Linked DNA regions of Homo sapiens: region 1 is linked to region 2. Evidence: read pairs that join two places in POLR2A ChIA-PET (ENCODE). Cell type or tissue: MCF 10A. All regions are shown on one strand. Each heading gives the region's core, and the rest is flanking DNA. Links, peaks and the distances in the headings are about the cores only. Region 1 has its middle 76 kb from the start of CHST1. Region 2 overlaps LOC105376654 (a long non-coding RNA gene).

Region 1 (8,332 bases), core at 193-8,192, 74 kb after region 2:
ATGAACCATGACACTTTGACCCAATCATGGACAAATGTCCTTCACATGTCCCCAGGCACCTAAGAGCTGGGACTGTTAGACCTGAGGTCAGGAATGGCACCTGCGAAATAAACACCAAGAGAATGATCACCCAGATCAGTGTTCACTGTCTTCAGGCATCCCAGCACTACCACTAGCAGAATGTTGTGTACTCATGCCGTCCACATAATTATTGACTTAATATGTTTCTTTACATCAACTGCTTTTCTTAACACAGATCAGTTTATTTAAAAAGGAAAGTTTTCTCTTTCCTGCATTAGAAAACCGGAATCACGTTGCCCAAAAACCACCATGGCCCGAGAAGGCTGTGAACCTGTGCTCTGCTTTCTTCATTAAAATGAAAGATCTCAAGGGCTCAAAAGGCCTTAAAGACATGCCAACCTCCACCAGAGACATTCTCCTACCAGGATCAGGATTGACAATGATTTCAAAAGTAAGTACCCTTCTTACTCACGATTCAGTGAGACTGATGCCAAGCCTGAGAGTGCCTGAGCTCATCTAGGGAACCCACACTTTGAGAAACACTGATCCCAATTACCTGGCTTACAGGGTCCGGGTCCAGCCTATTCAGCTTCAGCCTGTGACCCCCTAAAGCAGTCACTTCTCCCTCCTGGAGGGCAGTCATGTACCCCACTCATCCCTAATCCCTGCGTCTGGTATACAGCAGGTGCTCAGGAATGCTTGTAGAATGAGACTGAGGCTGAGGGAGATGTCAAAGAAGGCAGAGGAGAGGGGGCATTGAACAGCCTGGCATATGACTGGAATCTATGAATTTCTAGTCTGACAAAGGCTGATTTCTATTTATTTCCTTTCTTGCAGTAAGTAAAGCAGGCTTTCTTTGTGTTTGAATGGAATACACACACACTCAGCACCCTATTGTGAAAAAAATCAGGCTTTATTGTAAAAACAATTGTGCCAAATTTAAAGCAGAGATTAAAATTGAGGCCTGTTAAGTGTGGTCATTAATACATCAGGCTTTTTCTTCCAGTCAGGGAAGGAAGCTATGCCAGGCTGCCGCTGCTTGCTTTCCTGTGGGCCAAGGAGGCAGAGGCATAAGGATGCTCATAGGAGGGGCACTCAACAAGGCATCTGGGGGTCTCTGAGTCCTGGGGCTCAGAGCACCCTGGGCATAACATGGAAAACACAGGAACCCTACTTGCAAAAAAAAAAAAAAAGAGAGAGAGGAGATATGAGGATCTTTTTAGTCTTATGTATAACACATTTATAGGCAAAGCCTCACAAATTTATCCATTTCAAATCACCTATGGTTATATATTTCACAAATCCCTTCTATTTTAAATGGAATGCATAAAATTGAAGTTCACCTGGAAACAGGACTGAACAGCAGAGATTCCACCCTCCCCCTACTTCATCTGCCTTTTCTTCTCTAACCAACTATGAAGGCTGCAGCAGTCACCACCGACTTGGCCAAGCAGGGTGCAACCTTCTCTGCATCTATTGTCTTCTGTCATCCTGGCACTGGCTCTCTAAGGTTGATTCCATCATCCCTGTCTTCCAGGGGCACAGATGGTAGGTCAGCTGCCCAAGCTTCCAGAGCCTGAAGCAGTAGAGACAGGATTTGAACCCAGATCTGATTCCAAGGCCCACATTCCTCACGTGTCTTTCCCCTGCCTCCTGAGAATATGCTCCAGGAGACAAGGCCAGATCTTCAGTGACCAAGAGTGGGAAGGAAAGGGGGCTGAGTGAAGAAGGGAAGCCAAGAACACTCATGGTTTTGAGTGTGTTTTTTGTGCTCAGCCAGTGCTAAGTGCCAGGAACTTTGAAGTGAGAGATGTAGTCCTTGTCCATCAAAAACCATCTACAGAAAGACTGGGACTAATTTCTAAGCTTGTGCAAGACCACAGGTTATAGTCATGGGGGGAACTCACCCTCAGAAAGAGTAAAGGAGGGAAAGAGAGAGAGAGAGAAGGAAGAAGAGACAGAAGGAAGGAAGGGAGGGAGGGAGAGAGAGAGAGAAATGAAGGAAGGAAGGAAGGAAGGAAGGAAGGAAGGAAGGAAGGAAGGAAGGAAGGAAGGAAGGAAGGAAAGAAGGAAGGAAGGAAGGAAGAAAGAAAGAAAGAAGGAAAGAAAGAGAATGAAAGAAAGAAAGAAAGAGAAAGAAAGAAAGAAAGAAAGAAAGAAGGAAAGAAAGAAAGAGAACGAAAGAAAGAGAAAGAAAGAAAGAAAGAAAGAAAGAAAGAAAGAAAGAAAGAAAGAAAGAAAGAAAGGGGGGAGGGAGGGAGGGAAGGAAGGAAGGAGGGAGGAAGGAGAGGAACAATTGGAAAGGGCTCAGAAGTCACCCTGAAAGAGCTCCCAACAGCCAAAGTTGAAAGGACTTCAGCAACAAGATCAATAACAATATTGCTAAATTGTAACCCAAAGAATAAAAGAAATGCTCCTGAGTCCATACTGATATAAATAACTGAAGACATAAATAGGAGAGAAGACTTAACATCTTACACAAGGATTCTGAGAAATAAATGTAGAAGGAATGAGGGAAATAGAACAGCATAGTCAAAATTGCCACAGACAAGATCCATCGATGGATGCTAAAATTAGTGGGTGAAAGTTTGAGCAGAAACAAGATATGTGTGTAGTCTCAAAGTATCTCCTCCTAAATAAGGAGTAATTACAAAGGGAAGAATAGTAAGTTTATAATGGAGAATCCTAGCAGACACCACCTTAACCAAGAGAGGAAGGTTAACATCACTAGGTATGTATGACTAGTACATACCAACATCACATATCCCCAGTACGATGCAGTTGTGCTGCACATTGCTCTATGGTATCTGTCCCAGGAACACGTAACCTCAATAGAACCATGAAGAAGCTCCAGAGAGACACAAACAGAAGAATACTCCACCGAAACAAAACTGACCAGTACCTTTCAAAATTGTCAAAGTCATAAAAGACAGTGGAACACTGAGAAACTCACTGACTGGAAGATGTTAAGGAGACACTAAATGCATGCAATGTGATATCTTGGACCGGATCCTGAAACAGAAAAAGAACATTCGTGGGAAGACAAGTGAAATCTGAATAAATTCCAAAACTTAGTTAATAGTGAATAATATTGTAACAAGAGTCATTTCCTAATTTTTGATAAATGTTGTATGATTATGGAAGAGTTTAACATAAGGGGAAACTGGGTGAGGACTATATGGGAACTCTTTGACTAGCTTTGCAACTCTTCCATAAGTCTAAAATTAACTCCAAAAAAAGCCTTTTTTAATGGTGTGGTAGGCTGATAATGGCCCCCAAAAGAGATCCATGTTCTAATCCTTGAAGCCTGTGAATACATATAAGGATATGGAAAAAAAAAAAAAAGACTTTGCAGATACAATAAAAGATCTTGAGACCGGGCACAGTGGATCACATCTGTAATCCCAGCACTTTGGGAGGTCAAGGCAGGTGCATCACCTGAGGTCAGGAGTTCGAGAACAGCCTGGTCAACATGGTGAAACCTTGTCCCTACTAAAAATACAAAAAATTAGCCAGGTGTGGTGGCAGGTGCCTGTAATCCCAGCTACTTGGGAGGCTGAGGCAGGAGAACTGCTTGAATATGGCAAGTGGAGGTTGCAGTGAGCCAAGATCAAGCCATTGCACTCCAGCCTGGGCAACAAGAGCAAAACTCCATTTCAACAACAACAACAACAAAAAAATCTTGAGATGGGGACATTATACCAATTATACCAGATTATCAAGGTGGCCCTAAATGCCATCACTTGTACCCTTAAAAGATGGTGGCAGACAGAAGAGGAGAAGGCAAGATAGCCACAAAGGCAGAGGCTGGAGTGACGCAGCCACAAGCACAGGGTTGCCAGGAGCTCCTAGAGGCTAAAAGAGGCAAGGAAGGGATTCTCCCCTGCAGCCTCCAGAGAAAGCACAGCCCTGCACACACCTTGATTTCTGCCAGTGATACTGATTTTGGATCTCTGGCCTCCAAAACTATTTTAAACTTGGTAGTTTGAAATGAATTTATTCTTGTTTTAAATCACCAAGCTTGTGCTAATTTGTTACAGTGGCAATAAAAAAAAAAAAAACCCTAACACTATGCAAGTGGTCAAAAAAAAAAAAAAACCCTGATGGGATTGGCCTGGGTAGTCCCCAAAGTTCCTGCCAGCTGTGACACTCTTGATGCTTTCGTTCTTCAAGGTAGAACTGCCTGACCCTTGATCCCCAAGAGTATCCCTGGGTACCTGCCCCAGAGCTTGCTGGGAGCTGCCAGGCTAACACAGCTCTCTGTGCAGGCTACGTTTCTACTCCTCAGCTGCCTTGCTCAATAATGGCTCAAAGTTTTCTCCTTTGGACCCCTTGGATCAGTACAGCCTGCAGTCAAAGGGCAGAGGATCCATGCTCCACCCATTCTCCCAAAGATGGAAGAGCTCAGCTGTCCACCAGCTGAGGACTCCACAAGGCTAGCCCCAAAATAACAGTAATCATAATTATAGCTCTCCTTTGTCGAAAGCCTATCAAATGACAGACTCATTGTCGAGCAATGGCTCAGAGAGGTTATGGGGCTTGCTCAAGGTCACACAGTTTTCCAGCAGCTGAGGCAGAGTTCCAACCCAGGTGTCTGTGACTCAGAAAGCCCATGTCCCCAACAACAACGTCTTGCTGCCCCTCCAACAGCCTGCTCCCCACCCACCCTCCACCTCCCCTGCCATGCCCTCTCCCTGGCAAACCCCAGCTACATATGAAAATCCAAAGTTGCTCTTCCTGGGCCCCCTGACTGCAAAGCATCCAGATTTCAGTTGCCTTCACAAAAACACCGAGATTCGCTGGTGATAAAAATCCTCAGCCTTGAAACCAACTTAGGGAATTTAGAGAGCTTCTCACCTCTCACAGGTGTTTTATTTGCCCCACTCTTCCTCCCAAGCCAGGCCTTTGGAAATGGCTGGCACTGCTGCAGCCTGCAGAGAAGGGGATCAGGGACAGACTCAGGCTGCAGAGTGGGCAGAGAATGGCTTCTGGCCATTTTGGACTTCAGGAATCTGATCACGAACTCAGGCGCCCATCAGCCAAAAATTCCCCTTCCACAAGGAAGGGAGACTGGGCATTTTGCCAAAGCGGGTCTGGGAATTATGAGACACAGCTTCTGCTTTTATAGGGACTTGGCCAGGGGCACTCTGCCATCTCTGTGGCCAGCCCAGGAGCCTTAGGCCTCACAATAACACAGCTCACCAGGGCCCAGACTCTAATAACAATTTCTAGAGCTTTTAAGGTCAAATGGCCCAGACTTCACCTGGGGCTTGAATTCCCACCAAATCTTTAAGGTTCTACCTGTGGGGGTCACAAACTCCAGTGCCTCCGAGTGTCAGGCAGGCAACCTAAAAGTATAAACCGGGCCTAGTGTGATACAAGGAGTGGTTAGGATGGCGGCAAGGAAAAACACACAGGCACCCCTTAAATATCACATATTTTTAAACACTGAGCCAACAACACAGATCTCAGACCACCAGTTTGTGGCCTCCTGAAGACAAGGGGTCTTTCCTAGCCTCACTGCTTCCACTCCCTTCCTCTCCATCCTCCAGCCTTTTTCCACGCCTTGGCCCCTCCAGTGTCCATCACCTGGATCACCTTGCCTTCTCCCTGTCCACATTCTTAGAAGCTGGATCAGATCAAGTCCTGCCCCGTCCAGAGAGTCCTCCCTGACTTCCCCAGCCCCCAGAGTCTCTCTTCCCATGCTTTTGTCACGCCTTAACCACGGAATCCCACATTTGGTCCATCATTTGGGAGCATGTTGGGGCACATTTGACCTATAGCAGACGGGGCTTCCCAGCTTCATCTACCTCAAGCACCTAGAGAGGGTGGGGTCTGGGCCTTGTACCTTAGGTCAGCGAATTTCAGACCTAGAAAGACTCCCTTCAGGTCAGCTGCTCCAACTCTCTGATTTCACAGATTTGATTGCCTTTCATCCAGGACCTGGGTTTACCCCCACCACCCCTAGGACCTTCATCCACATCAGTGTTTTCTCAGTGGCAAAGGGGCTTAGCATTGGAGCCACACAGTACCCCTGAGTGCCCACTAAATGCCCTGACTTTACAACAAGCAGCCATGGAGCTCAGGAGGGCCTGCGTGTGCCCAGAGCCTGGAACCTTTGCACACATCAAGCTTGTTCCACACAACACAGAAACTGGGGCTCAGTTCAAGAAGTTTAAAGCTAAGAGGAACCCTGGAGTTCCCCCAAATAATAATAGCTACACCAACATAGTGCTACCTATGTGTCAGGTACCATTAATCCTCATGGCAACTCTAGGAGGAAGACACTGCTATTAGCCATGTTTTACAGATGGGAAAAGATACAGCAAAGAGGTAAAGAGGCTTGGCCAAGGTCATGCAGCTAATGCATGCTGGAAAGCAGCTTCTGCAAGTACAAGGTAGACCTAGGAGTAGCTGCCAGCCACTGCTCCCCACCCACAAATTTCCTAGAGCCTGCTCCTCTGTTCCCAGATGTTGCTAAACCCTGCTTGCTCACCTGCCTGTCTCTGGGGATCAGTACCTTGGGCTATGCATGGCACCTGCCATGGAACAATTGTTCATAAGCACAGCTGTCCACCCCACCAACTACCCAGACAATGAGCCTCGGGAGGGAAAAAGCAGCCATAGCCCAGGATCTGGCACATGGGAAGCAATCAGTGATTATTTTGTTGAATAAATGAAAGTCCAAGTGACTGAAGGAAGGAATCAATAAAGTGCCCCTTTCTGGGAGGGGAGGCAGCCCATCCACAGCCAGCCTCTTTGCCCTGGCTGCCCCAGGGACTCCATTTCCACCCCTAATAGGATGGCCAGCTCAGCCTGATCTGCTCCTTGCCCAGGCTCCTCCTTGGGCTTGTCTCTGCAGTGGGGATTGCAAAGTCATATTGGATTAAGACCTGCTCTGGCTGTCACCCGTGGTGCAAAGCTCGCCTATCAGGCAGCCCAGAAGGGCCACGGTATCTAATGGAGATTTGCTAATAAGATCTGAGTTGGTGAGCTTTGGATCCTATTAACACAGGAAAGTGCGGGCCTGTCTGTCTCCTAGAAAATCGCAAGCACAGTAGAAAAGTCACTTATGAATATTAATGGGACTGGAAACAATGCCAAGAGAAATTGTTGATGTGATTGGAAAGCTGGGAGGGGGCCGTGGGAGCAGGGGCAGCCTCTCTTCTCTCCCACCCTTTCCTAGCTCTCTAGAGCTGCCTGGAATGGAGAAGTCTGTGGGGCTGTCACAGCCAGATGGAGAGTGGTCACAGATGACCAGAGAAGAGAGCATTGCACCTGACTTCAGGGCCTGGACTCCCCTCCCCACATCCATGCAGGCCAGTCCAGAGTCAGTTTGTGGGAAGCACATGGTGAGGTATTTGAGAAGGAACATGAGCCCCTCTTCTTTGACTCCTGCCCTTCTTAGGTGAAACAGTCATCTCTCTTGGACTCTGTCCTGAAACCAAGACCTGTCTAGAGCACCATCCAACATGGAATTCACAGGCAGACCAGTGTGGACAGTGAGCCAGGGGAGAGCTCTCAGCACAGCCCGAAGAATGTCAACATCCAAAGGACTCATACTGGACACCCCCAGGTCCCACCAGCAGTTTCAAAGCTGTGCTCTAGGGGACCTAGCCATCAGGAGAGGGGGCTCAGGTGCCCCACTGAAGAGTGGCAAAGCCAAGGAGATTGAGCACTGGGCTGCAGATTCAAGACTGGAATTCTCCTGATCTCCAGTCCAAGACTGAGAATCCAGAGGTGAATGAGACACAGTCCCTGCTAGGAACTTACAGTCAGATGGGGAAGGCAGACAGTCACCTGTACTTATCGCAAGCCCCAAGAAAAGGGCCAGCGCTAACTGCACTGTTTTTATCCTACTTACCAATGAGATAGAGGAAAAGACCTCAATAGGAATATGGGCAATGGCCATGAGTAGCCAGTCTGCAGGAGAGGAGTGAGCAAGGTGAGAGCCTCACAGTGCCCAGGCTGCCGCCCTGATCAGTGCCAACTACAGGGCACAGCCTTTCTCCAACATCTGGGCTATGGGAGGTGAGTGACTAGCTTCTCAGAACTCCAGTTTCCTCGTCTGGAGCATGAGAGTCAAGCTCTTACCTCATGGAGATATTAAATAAGATAACGTACGTGCAGTGTGCAGACCATTCTGGCACAAAGGAGGCACGCGACACACCTCTATTTCCTTCCTTTCTTCTTTTTCCTCTTTGGGATGGAGACTACCCAGAACCCCTCCCCCTGAAGGAGGACCTGTCAGCCAGGCCCAGCCAATTAGAGTGTGATATCACTGGGCCACAGTGATTGGTTCAGGGATAGG
Region 2 (8,332 bases), core at 105-8,104:
CTGCAGAGTTGGGAGAGACCCACGCCAGCACCACGTGGGCCCTTCCTCTTTCCAGAAGGGACAGCTGAGGCCCAGAAAAAGGAAGGGACTGGGCCAAGGTCCTACAGTCCTTGTAAAGACACCATCTTTAAAGGTTGATGTCATCCCTTGCTGGGGACAGGAGGGATAGACTGCAGTGGGCAGGCTGAGCAGCCAAGCCCTCGGCTCATAAGGAAAAGCTACCATGTGTTGACTTCTACCCGGCCACATATAGAATTTTACCCTTGACCTTGTTTCACCTTGGCAACCTCTACAGTTGTTATTATTATCTTCAGTGTACAGATGAGACTAGAACACAGAGTAGTTAAGTAACTTGCCCAAGCCCACACAGCTGTCAAATGGAGTGAGGCTTTACACTCAGGTCTGTCTGAATTCACAGCCCCATTTTTCCCCATGCAAGAGGCAGTGCAGAGTAATGGTACTCACACAGGTGCCTGGCCTGGACTGCTGTCTGGGTTCAAACCCCAGCTCTGTCATGTACAGGCTATATGAACTTGGGAAAATTGTTTTTCTGAGTCTTCCCTCTCCTCTTTTTTAAAATGGGGATTGTAGTACCCAATTCATGGTGTCGTTGTGAAGATTCAATGAGTTGAACTGTCTAAAAGGCTTGGAGCTGTGCCCAGAACAGGGTAAGCCCTTGGTAAATGTTGACTGCTGTTATTACTACCGTCTGTTTTCAGCACAATAGCCAGGGGAATCCTTTGAAAACATAAGTCTGGTCACTTCACTCCACTGTTTCAAACCCCCCAATGGCTTCCCCTCCACCAGAACAAAGGCTCAAGTTCTAACCTGGCCTCTGTCACCTCCCTAGTGTTACCTTCCCAACTACCTACAGCCAAGACAACCCAGGCAGGCTCCTGTCACAGGGCCTTTGCACCTGCTCTTCCCTCTGCCTGAAAGGCTACTTCCCCAGATGTTAACATGGCTCCACCCCCCAGCACCTGTTCCAATGTCACCTCCCTGAGACCTACTCTGACACATTCTTCAAAATTGTCACCACCACCCGCTTCCCTGCTTGATTTTCTGTCTAGCACTCATTGCCAGTAGACACACTGGATAGTCTGCTTATTTAGTTAATTATTATTATAGTGATGGTTTGTCATTTTCTCCTCTCACTAGGAAATAGCCCATGAAGGCAGGGGTGTCTGTCCTGCTCTCTGCTATGACCCCAGCGCTGGAACATTGCCTGGCACAAAGTAGGACCCCAGGAAACATGAGTTGAAGAAATGCATGAATGAGTGACTCTATTCATCTACTCCTACAAGTGAAGCCCCATATCCAATGCCCAGCACATGTCGGGCATCCAAGAAATGCTTGTCAAAAACAGGCCAACAGGAGGAGGGAGGGGCATTTACCAAACACAGACCAGGCACTAGAAAAAAAGCCAATCCAGACTTCACTAATTCATGCGCCCACAGACTCGTGCTGGGACATACCCCTGTGCCAGGCTCTGTTTTAGGTCCCAAGGATGTTATACTCTGGAGCAGGGAGGGGTAGGGTGGGGCTCATGATCCCTGCCCTCATGGACTTCAGATCTTGTGAGCAAGAGGGACACTGCCCAGCTCTGCGTGTTACACATCGATAACACTCCCATCTCACATACAAGGAAACTGAAGTGTCTTGGCTGCTAAGCAGTAGAGCCAGGTCTAGAACCAGCTGGGTCTAAGTTCCTAAGCTCCCCCTCCTACCCCGCATGAGAGTTCCTGCTGTGGGTGCTGACAGGAGGGTGAGGCCTGCATCAGGGAGATGGCACAGGCCAAGGTGCCAAGGTAGAACATGGAAAGTCATTTTAAGATGGAGCAGAAGGAAGTGAAGGCAGAGGGAGGAAGGAGACCAATGGCAGAGCCTGCAGGTGACGGCTCCAGCTTTCTCCTGCAGGCACTGGGAAGCCAGCAAATGTTTGTGAGTGCAGGAAGCCTCAAAGAGCAGCCTGAGGCTTGTGTAGGAAAAACAGGAAGAAGCAGAACCCTGTGGGAAGGAGGAGGCCTGGCCCCAGGTCATCACATGGTTTAGGAAAGAGGTAGGGAGTAGTGTGAAGAAGAGGCATGAACGACTCTCGGGCCCACCAAAGCCTGCACGCCCCTGCATCCCCGCGTCCAGCACCTACGTCCCGCTACTGTCACCACCAAGCCCAAGTGAAAGGCTGAAGGAGATGCTAAGGGAAATGAAACCAAGGGGAGGACAAACCACAGAGAAGATCTGCAAGGTTGTCTGCTAAACCTGCTCCTCCAAAGCCAGAGCCCAGGCCTAAAAGGACCCAAGAAGGGAGAGAAGGGACCCAAAGGGAAGATGGGAGAAGCTGATGCCGGCAAGGAGGGGAATTGTCCTGCAGAAAATGCAGCTGCCAACACAGAGCAGGCACAGAAAGCTGAAGGCGCTGGGGCTGCCAAGTGGAGTATGTGCATTTGGGGTAACTGTGTACCTCTGGTGACTGCACAGTTTGAAATATTATTTTTTATCAAGTTTTATGAAAATGCAGAATTTTGTTGTACCTTTTTTTAAGCTATGTTGTTAGCACTCAGAACACTTCCTTGTTGTTTTGGGGGGAATGGAGCATATGTCACTAATAGAATGCCTCCGAAGCTGGATCGATGTAGGGAAAACATCTTTCCCTTCTAGTTTTAGGAGACTTCCTCTCGGCTCCCAGGAGTAGGGATTCCCTGACTTTGACACACATAGCCACCTTGGCACAAAAGCCTTGTTGTGTGGAAAAACTAAAATTTGTTTTTATGTCATCTTCTCCATTCCCACCTTTAGCATAGACTTAACTTCCATAAACCCAGACCCCTGTTGGGATCCAACCCCCAGTCACTGGTTACCAGTGGCTCAGGCAGCCTGGACTTTCCAGGGATGCCACTGAGACGGCGCCCCTTAAAGAAGCAGTGGTTTCATTTCTACATTGAGGATCTTCAGATAAAGTCTGCCATTTTCTTTTACTTCCTGAAAGTCAGAGTGGGCTCGTGAAACATTGTTAAACAACATGTTAAATGTGAAATGTCAACCCTCACTCTAAATTTTCCCTGTTCACAGCATCAAATGAAGACCTCGTCTAGTCTTATAGTGGCTTTCCGATTTGGGCAGCCCATTGAAGAAGGGAGTTTGAACGTTGTCGTATACCATTAATGCTTGTCTGCCCATGTCTTGCCTGAAATACGACAATTGTTTATCGAAAGTATCTTTAATCAACCTGGATACAGTTTGGCTTTGGGAAAACAGGTAGTAAGTGTGGGGTGGAGAAGGCTACAAGAAGAGGCAGGTGCAGAGGCCTTGGAGAGGAAAGAGTGAGGGGATGGGTGGCAAATGGAGCCTGGAAGGGTGAGGCCTATGGCTTCAAATGGTGTCCTTAAGGTAATGCCTCAGAAAAAAGCAGAAATCACAAATTGTTTTTCCCCAGTCATTGAAACTGTCCTGGGCCAAGGACAGTGGGATTGAGACTGACATTTGTGAAGCACCCGGGATCCGCTAAAGACTGAACCAGGTGGCCTGGGTGTCATCTCCTTTGAGTATGGCCACTGCCCTGTGCAGAAGGTGCCTTATTTATTTATTTATTTATTTATTTATTTATTTATTTGAGACAGGGTCTCACTCTGTCACCCAGGCTGGAGTGCAGTGGCATGATCTTGGCTCACTGCAACCTCTGCCTCCTGGGTTCAAGCAATTCTCCCGCCTCAACCCCCTGAGTAGCTGGGATTACAGGCACGTGCCACCACATGCTGCTAATTTTTGTATTTTAGTAGAGACGGGGGTTTCACCATGTTGGCCAGGCTGGTCTCGAACTCCTGGCCTCAAGTGATCCAACTGCCTCAGCCTCCCAAAGTGCTGGGATTACAAGCATGTGCCACTGTGCCTGGCCAAGAAGGTACTTTTTTCAACTTTATAGGGCAATGTTTCAATTTCATAAAAATCTACCCACTTCCAGTTTACAATGCAATTATTTTTAGTAAATTTACCAAGTTGTGCAGCTATCATCATCTATCACCCCAAGTTTTAGAACATTTCATCACCCCAATAAGATTCCTTCTTGCCCATTTATATCAATTCCTGTTCCCACCCCATGCCTGCCTCCAGGAAGCCACTAATTTAATTTCTGCCCTGTCATATAGAAATTGAGTCTATAATATGTGGTCTTTTGTGTCTGGCTTCTTAATGCTTTTGAGGCTCACCTGCGTTCTAGTATATATCAGTCATTCATTTCTTTTTATGGCTGAATAGTATCCCATTGTATGGTTATATCACATTCTGTTTATCTATTCACAAGTAGATGTACATTTATGCTGCTTTCAATTTGGGGCTGTTATGAATTATATAGTTTGGATATTTGTCCCCACCCAAATCTCATGTTGAATTGTAATCCCCAGTGCTGGAGGTGAGCCTGGTGGGAAGTTTTGGGTCATGGTGGTGGATCCCTCATGATTTGGTGCTCTTTGTGGTGCTGGTCATTCAAAAGTGTGTGGCATCCCCCACCACTCTCTTATGCCTGATTTCACCAGGTAAAGTGCCTGCTCCTGTTTCACCTTCCTCCATGAGTAAAAGCTCCCTGAGGCTTCCCCAGAAACAGATGCTGCCATGCTTCCTCTATGGCTTACAGAACCATCAGCCAATGAAACCTCTTTTCTTTATAAATTACCCAGTCTCAGGTATTTCTTTATAGCAATACAAGAACGGCCTAATACAATGAATAAAGCTGCCACAAAGACTTGTGGGTGCAAATTTTTGTGTGGGTGCATGTTTTCATTTCTTTTTGATAGATGTCTAGGAGGAGAATGCTAGATCATGAGGAAAGTTTATGTTTAACTTTTTAAGAAATGTGCTGAAGGTATTATTATCACCATTTTTCATACAAGGACACTGAAGCTCAAATAGGTCAGGTGACTTGTCCTGTGACACTGGGTCACAGCCAAATGCGGGACGTCAATGAACCATAACACAAATCATGGTCTGTATAAATCACTGAATAGCCCATGAGTCCCTTGGTAGGCCCTGCTTTCAAAAGGCATCTTCCTGTGGACCTATCTGCTGTTACATGCTTGATATTCCAGCATGAGCACATCTTTCCATTGAGTTAAGTATTGCTTCTCTTTGTCCACTGCAGGATGAATCCTGACATGTTCATTCCCAAAGACCTTTCTGAAAATAATCTCCAGCCAGCAAGCCTGGAGCCTGAGAAGGGACGGCAAATGGGAGACAAAAGAGGTGGGAAGAGGGCCTGGGAAAGAGGCAAAGATGGTCCTGGTCGCTGCCACGTGCGCCCAGGCCAGTCCTATGCTGGCGTGTGTTCAATGCTCTTCAATTCACATTCACGGGGTGTCCGCCCTGGGCCAGTCCCTGTGCTGAGCACGTGAAGGGAGGCAGGGCAAATCAGACCTGGTCCCTGCTCTTAGCTGATAGCCCACTGGGGCAGGTGGCTTCACCATCACACACCAGAGAGGTGCTATATAGCAGGGACACTGAGTATCCCAGAAGCCAGAGCAGGGAGGGCAAAATTCCTGCTAGGGAGATGGGAAATTCTTCCCGGATGAGGTGGCACTGAATGAAGCCTTGGAGGATACTTAAGATTCTACAGGAGGAAGGGCTTTCCAGGAAGAGGGTTCTGCATGAGCAAAGGTGTGTGAGTTGGGGTGGGAAGAGGAGTTCGAAGTGGACCTTTGGGCACTTCCCTTCGCCTAGAGATTGAAGACCTAGATCAGAGCTTGCAAAATTGAAATGCCAACAGGGAAAACACTTCTAATTATTCACAAGGCAATCCTGTGGCTTGAGCACACGAGTGACCTGCCCTCTGAAAGGCCAACAGATGAGTGAACCAGGCCAGATAGGAGATGTAATGACCTGGGGCACCCGCATCTTGTCTAAATGGTCGGCCACTATTCCACCAGAGCCAGTTGTTACTCTGTGGGAATGCAGGCCCAATATATAATTTTTGATTTTTCAAAAGAAACTAGAAAATCCAAATATTTATGTGAAATATCCAGATCTTGCAGTGCCATAAATGCATTTCAATTGTTTTTAACTCATCTGTGGGTCAGCCTTTGTCCAAGGGCCTCCAGTGTGCAACCTGAGGCCTATGTGCCTCGGCCAGATTAAAGCCCTGCTCTCCAAACCCTCTCTTGGCCTTTGAAAAAGGGCGCGTCCCAAGGCTGCCCCTCCGGCCCGAATCTTCCTCCTGCTCAAACGGGATTGGCTGGCGGCGAGGGCAAATCAGAACACAGGAGCTAGGAGGGGGCGGGACCTCATGACAAAGCAGAGGGCAGGTGAGCGAGCAGTCATCCAACCCCATCAGCAGCCCGTGTATGGGATTGACGGATTTTAATTACATGTCATTCTAATCCTTAACATTTATCTAAAAAGTGACGGGGGCGGGCATGAGGGCGGGTCACGAACATGCTCAGCCCCAGGATTGCCCTGTGTCTAATTAGAAGTTTTCTCCCTCTTGATCACCTAAAGTCAAATTCATTTACTCTGCTCGAATTGAGGGTTTAATTGGATTCTTGTTTTTCCTCCTCCTGCCCTCTCCCCCATCTCCGTAGGCCTCTCTCCGTGCAGGAAGTAGGCCACAGCATCTCATTAGGAGGGAGAGCATCCCTTGGCAGACTCGCATTTATGACTGTTCATACCAGCCTGCAGCCGCATCCTTGGCCCCAGGTCGCTAGGATTATTGAGGCCATCGTGATTTAGGACCTTGTCATGATGTCTGATGGGCACCAAGCATGGCCCCAGACAAAGGTAGGCCTCTTGGCCCAGGCAGGGCCCTCCCTCCTAGGCTGGCAGGGCCCTTCCTGCCCCTCCCTGCTAGGCCAAGAGGTCCCCAGTCCTTTCAATACGTTGTGCTCCTGAATGGGCTTGATAATCCAATTCTGGGAGAAAAGTGGTGGAGAACAGCAATTAAAGGCCGACCCAACTACATCTGGGGATGTGTGGAGTCACTAAAACCACTAATTCTGTTGCCACATAATGAGGTTTCTTCCCTTTTTTTGTCACCCTGGTCTCCCCTTGTCAATTAAGGCCAAGCACAGAAGAGATTGGTTACAGGAGGGTGAACGAGCCTGGAGGCAGCTGATAGCCCACAGGAAAATTTCCTCCTCTAGATCAGACACTCTGAGGGTTCTGGGGAAGGGACACAGACTCTGGTCAGAAAGTCTAGGCTCAAGTCCTGGCCCATGGGCTGGAGATGTGTAATGCAGAAGAGAACTGGCTTGGAATCCAACACAGTTCCATACAAACCCTGTGACCTTGGGACTGTGACCCAACCACTCTGACCATCAGCTTCCTCTTCTGTAACACAGGGTTAACCTAAGGTTGCTATGAAGAGACATATGCCTGACATGTGGCAAGAACCCAACACACAACAGATAGCAGAGTGCTGTATTATGTTTAGGCCCCTAGCAAGGCATTTGGCACGCAGTAAGTGCTCAATAAAGGGTAATCTCTAGTATTATTATGTGACCTCACGCAATTTGAGGCTTTCTTGGCCTCAGACTTTTTACCTGTAAAGTGGGGACAGAGACTGTCCCTGCCTTTCTCTTACAGTTGTTTAAGGAGTAAATGGGTTAATTCACATTTAGAGAACAGCATCTGGCTCAGAGTTAAGGCTCCCTGTAAGTTAGCAATGATTGTTCTGGTAGCTTTCTGAGCTTGAACGAGTTGCTTACCTTCTCTGAATCTCAGTTCTCTCTTCTGAAAAAAAAAAAAAAAGATTTAAAAATAACACCATCTGTCGTGTCTACCACACAGGGTTGTTGTGTGGTATTAATTAATCAGATGAGATAGTGTTGATGAGAACATTGGCGATCTGTAAGTGCTCTACAAGTATTAACTGTTAGCATCATGCCATCAAAAGGTAATTAGTTGGTAAATAAAGACAAAGAGTCAAGCATTTTTCCCATCTTTCCTATACAAACTGTACTACTGGGTACCGAAATTGCAGATGAGGGGATGTTTCTCCTTTTAGAAGTATTCCAGCTCGTAAATGAGGAAGGGATGATAGGATTGGAATCTCACCATTTTGCAACCCCTAATGGATTAATGGATCCAAGCTGTGAGCATCCATACCTCCTGACATCCCCAAGCTGGAGACAACAAGCATGATGTGCCTCCTGATGGAAACGCACAGCACTGTGAGGTTGTATGACTGAAAAAGCCAACCCTGAACCTGATCAAGCCTCAAAAATGAATTGTCGACTTACAGGAAATACAGAAGACAGAGGAGTGAAGCCACCATGGGGATGCAATCAGGAAAGCCCACATTGTGGAAACACACAGGTCAAGCATCTGGTTTCTTCAATAAATAAAATTTTTA

The links. Peaks named below come from ENCODE experiments on the same cell type or tissue, not always from the same donor. Only the 100,000 strongest peaks of a DNase experiment are listed, where the experiment ranks them.
Region 1: POLR2A ChIA-PET joins it to region 2 with 5 read pairs; 2 of 35 experiments call an interaction of 5 or more read pairs at or near these places.

What each region holds. Positions count from the first base shown.
Region 1 is chr11:45,585,818-45,594,149 of GRCh38, forward strand. No RefSeq gene overlaps it. Among named protein-coding and RNA genes, the nearest start is that of CHST1, 76 kb to the right of the region's middle. In MCF 10A, for the core only: no CTCF peak of the experiment used is centred there; a DNase peak (open chromatin) is centred at 5,124.
Region 2 is chr11:45,512,021-45,520,352 of GRCh38, forward strand. The region is part of intron 4 of LOC105376654 (a long non-coding RNA gene); the gene reads right to left. It also overlaps the pseudogene HMGN2P37. Among named protein-coding and RNA genes, the nearest start is that of LINC02687, 140 kb to the left of the region's middle. In MCF 10A, for the core only: no CTCF peak of the experiment used is centred there; no DNase peak of the experiment used is centred there.